Regions from separate parts of the Mus musculus genome. Here region 1 is linked to region 2. A link is a loop called in an ENCODE intact Hi-C map of the cell type or tissue named here. Cell type or tissue: heart. All regions are shown on one strand.

Region 1 (2,500 bases), 55 kb before region 2:
TATTGAGTATGTTAGTGTTTGGAAGGGGTGTGTGTGTGTGTGTGTGTGTGTGAGAGAGAGAGAGAGAGAGAGAGAGAGAGAGAGAGAGAGAGAGAACAAGAGAGAGCACACATATGGGCCTGCAGCATCTCTGTAGAAGCAGGGGACTCTTGTGGAAATAAGATCTTTCCTTAAACCATTTTGGCTCCAGGGACCAATCTCAGGTCATCAGGTTTAATTTGTCAAGTCACCTCAGCAGCCCTAACTTATCAATTTGTACAAAGAAGTCTGCTAGGTTCTCATCTATGTGTCTTTAGAACAACTTGGGCATATTATCAGAATGTTACATTTTCAGTCCATGAACATGTTTGGTGGTGTGATAAGGGGTGTAAGCTACAAGAGAGAGCTCTGTCTGCCATGATGACAGAACAAAAAGCTATCCTAGAGCTAAAACAGCCAGAATTTTAACTTAGATTCTCAGGCTATAAAACTAAGTCCCTTTGAATGTCCCCATGAGATGAAAACTGTCCCTCCTGCCTCTGCAAAAACATTAGTACAAATGTCTAGATGACATGAAGGTAGGCTTTTTCTAACTTTCCCCCTAGTTCCCACATCATGGGTAAAGTGGCAAGGCACCAAAATGTCTACAATCAAGGCAAATGGCACACTGTAGGTCTTTAAAGCCTGACTGCACAATCACTCAGTATTCTGTTCTATGTACAAGAGCACTCAGTGCAGGCAGGGTGAAGGAGCCACAACCATAGTAAATGGGAATCCATCAGAACCCACCAGGGATGGCAAGAGCTACAGCCTCTCCCTCTTCCTTCTCATTCCATCTGCATCCTACCTGCTGAGGGCAGGCACCACAGACACAACAATAATAAACTTCACAAGCCAGCCAGTCACTCTGCCATCCATGAGACCTCTAAGCTGGATTGGAGTGGCTTGCTCAGCCCTCCACACTTCTTGGGTGGTACTAGGCTGCTGCCTTGTGGTAAAGAGCCAGGACTGCAAAAAAAAAAAAAAAAAAAAAAAAAAAAAAAAAAGCAGAGAGCAGTACAGCTTGGCACCTTGGGGACCTCTCTGGCAGCTCTGTGAAGCCATCTTGTTATGAGCAGCTGGGCATGCAATTCCATTGGTTGAGCACAGAAGCTGTGGGGGTCTTCTCAGAGCAAGGTGGGTCACACACAGATGCACCTGGACCTTGAAATCTGTCACAGAAAACAAGTTCAGAATCAGTTAATGATTTTATTAAACAGAAAGACAAAAGACATTTTTTGTTATTAATATTTTTATTTTAAAAGATTTTGTTATTTTTTTTAATTTTTATTTTGTTTGCTTTTAATTAAAGCTGATATATATATATGTGTGTGTGTGTATAAAAGAAAGTGTCAGTTGTTATCTGCTGAAGCAAACAATTTTTAAAAAAATTTTTAATATTTTTTTATTATGTATTTTCCTCAATTACATTTCCAATGCTATCCCAAAAGTCCCCCATGCCCTCCCCCCCACTTCCCTACCTACCCATTCCCAATTTTTTGGCCCTGGCGTTCCCCTGTACTGGGGCATATAAAGTTTGTGTGTCCAATGGGCCTCTCTTTCCAGTGATGGCCAACTAGGCCATCTTTTGATACGTATGCAGCTAGAGTCAAGAGCTCCGGGGTACTGGTTAGTTCATAATGTTGTTCCACCTATAGGGTTGCAGATTCCTTTAGCTCCTTGGGTACTTTCTCTAGCTCCTCCATTGGGAGCCCTGTGATCCATCCAATAGCTGACTGTGAGCATCCACTTCTGTGTTTGCTAGGCCCCGGCATAGTCTCACATGAGACAGCTATATCTGGGTCCTTTCAGCAAAATCTTGCTAGTGTATGCAATGGTGTCAGCATTTGGAAGCTGATTATGGGGTGGATCCCTGGATATGGCAGTCTCTAGATGGCCCATCCTTTCGCCACAGCTCCAAACTTTGTCTCTGTAACTCCTTCCATGGGTGTTTTGTTCAACAAATGGTGCTGGCACAACTGGTTGTTATCATGTAGAAGAATGCAAATCGATCCATTCCTATCTCCTTGTACTAAGGTCAAATCTAAGTGGATCAAGGAACTTCACATAAAACCAGAGACACTGAAACTTATAGAGGAGAAAGTGGGGAAAAGCCTTGAAGATATGGGCACAGGGGAAAAATTTCTGAATAGAACAGCAATGGCTTGTGCTGTAAGATCGAGAATTGACAAATGGGACCTCATGAAACAGCAAAGCTTCTGCAAGGCAAAAGACACCGTCAATAAGACAAAAAGACCACCAACAGATTGGGAAAGGATCTTTACCTATCCTAAATCAGATAGGGGACAAATATCCAATATATATGAAGAACTCAGGAAGGTGGACTCCAGAAAATCAAATAACCCCATTAAAAAAATGGGGCTCAGAACTGAACAAAGAATTCTCACCTGAGGAATACCGAATGGCAGAGAAGCACCTGAAAAAATGTTCAACATCCTTAATCATCAGGGAAATGCAAATC
Region 2 (2,500 bases):
CAGCCAAACATACAGTCAGCCCTCCATCCTACCCTAGAGATCACATCCTGAAGGTGCCTATGACTGTGTGCATGACAAGAAATACATTAACCTGTGCTACTCTGTGTTGGATGGAATGCTTTTGTTAGAACAAGTTGAGAAAGATCGGATTATGTGGTTCTTCAGCGAATTCTTGCCTGATACATCCTAGATGCTATTTACATGCCAACTGATACAGTCAACCCAGTTTTAGAAGTTTGAAATTACGTTTTACAGTGTGAAACACAGCAGTAACTTCAGGGTTTGCCTCCTTCTTTCAGTTTTTCTGACTTTCATGCTCAAATGTTAAATACCACAGAAATGGACTTTAACAAAGTTGGACGACAAGTGATGCCATTGGGTATCACTCAGTTTTCCCACAAGTTACCGGTCTCAGTGAAGATGGTTGACGGAGCAAGCCAGACAATTAGACAGGCCCAGAAGCAAACTCACATACAGGTAAAGATGACAGGGAATGCAGATGAAGAAAAGAGTTGCTTGTTTTGAGGTTCCTACACTATGATATTGTTCTAGCAGAAGCCTTTGAACACTCTGTTGAGTAGATAAAATGAAGTAAAATTTCAAATTGGTGATATATAGAAAATTTGTAAATATCTTTTGAAGGAATCTATAATGTATGTATGTATGTATGTATGTATGTATGTATCATCTATCTATCTATCTATCTATCTGATGTGTGTGTGTCTGTGTGTGTGTATGTGTGTGTGTGAGTGTGTGTGTGCACATCCAAGTGGAAGCCATAAGAGGGTATGGGATCTGCAGTTACAGGCGATTGTGAACTCCAATCTTTAGAAAGAGCAGGAAATGCTTTTAGCCTCTGAATCATCTTTCCAGGCTCCACATTTTGTCACTTAACAGGAAATCTATGAGAGGTCTCTTTGCTAATACAGGCTGACTGTGACAACAAAGTTTGGAATGTCAAAGTTGTACAGCCAATAGGAGTAAGCAATAGCATTATTGCAAGGAAGAAGACTCTTCATTATTGGCAAGGCAACAGTGCCTTCGTGTGGCTATGATTGAGAATAACAGTAAGGAGCGAATTATAGTTCTGCACTGCTATTTCATGTTTGAAAGTCGGCTGACAATTCTGTTTCAGCAGTCACTGAGGGATTTCTAAAACCTATGTGTGGGCCAGTCACTTCATGAAGATTCTGTACTTCCTACTTATAACGCATATGGGGCTTTTAGTGGTTAATTCAATAGATCAAAAACAATAAAACACATGCTCTGATTTTCTTTCCTTGGTGACATTTAAAGCTAATATCAAACCAAATCATATTAGTCAAGCCTTCACCAGGGCAGTATAAACTCTTGGTATTTAACAATCTATTACTTTATCAATATCTGTATATATATATAAATGAAATACATAATAAGTTTATTTGTTCATTTAACTATAGAAACAGTGTGTTACTATGAAACCTGGCATTAACTATATAGCTCAGGTAGTTCTTAAAATTGGTATCCTCATGTTTCCCAAGTTTTAGATCTAAGGATATATGCCATCATTTGTAGCTACAATTACATCAATTTAGTTCATCATCTATAGCTAAGTATTATTTATTGATTTTTAAAAACATGGTTAGTTGCTTATAGATAAGCTACTTTTAGAAGGATTTATGGGCAAAATAGCCTGTAAAACTCCCATCAGAGAAGCAAGCAGGCTGATACAGATGTTCACCTCTCATTTTGCTCCCCCAGATCCAAGGGCCCAGTCTCATTACTACCTCTACAGCAGAGCACCTACTTTCCTCTCTGACCTTATCCCAAATGGATCAGAAGGCTCTTCTCCCCCAAATCATTACATTACCTCAGCTTTCAACACCAGCAGGCATCCCCTGGGAATACACCAGTTGAGCAAGCCAGATATGCTAACTGAAGGCCTTTATCAATCCCTCTATCCTTCCGAATTCAATCCTCTAGTCTCATCCCTAACTCTTCAGTGGAACACCTGCTGCAGCCTTCCTTCCCTCACTGCCCACATCTGTAGATTCCACAGATCATCCTTTCCTAACCCCCCTTCACCACTAATTGCTTTATCCCAGCACCACCTGTAGCAGGCACACCCTGCTAACTCCCCTAGCCACTCCTACTAGAGAAGCAGACAGGTTGTCTTCAGATCTTCCCCTCTCCTACTATTTCTCAAGATCCAAATCCCAGTCTCATCCCAAGCTCTATGGCAGGCCTTCTGGAGTGACTTATTTTATTCTTTACCCCCATTACAAGGAGGCTAACTGAGCAGATCTTGGTGGAACACTCTGCTTTCTTCTCTCCTGTGAATGCCCTCAGATCCTATCCTAGAACCATTCCTAAGCGTCAACACCCAATATCCAGAAACACATTGTACCTGGAGCCCCTGGTGGTCATGCCTGTCAGGTCCACAGAAAAATTTCTAACAGGCATCATACAGCTACCACATCCACCTAAAATCCAGAGAAGAAACAGAAACCAAGGAACCAAA

What was found. A loop is a pair of places that touch in the nucleus more often than their neighbours do. Peaks named below come from ENCODE experiments on the same cell type or tissue, not always from the same donor. Only the 100,000 strongest peaks of a DNase experiment are listed, where the experiment ranks them.
Region 1: a loop joins it to region 2, with 2.6 times the contacts of the local background. A loop is called at or near these places in 2 of 42 quality-filtered maps.

Annotation. Positions count from the first base shown.
Region 1 is chr7:105,224,738-105,227,237 of GRCm38, reverse strand. No RefSeq gene overlaps it. Among named protein-coding and RNA genes, the nearest start is that of Olfr687, 1.7 kb to the left of the region's middle. In heart, a CTCF peak has its summit at 960; no DNase peak of the experiment used is centred here.
Region 2 is chr7:105,169,472-105,171,971 of GRCm38, reverse strand. No RefSeq gene overlaps it. Among named protein-coding and RNA genes, the nearest start is that of Olfr685, 11 kb to the left of the region's middle. In heart, a CTCF peak has its summit at 1,051; no DNase peak of the experiment used is centred here.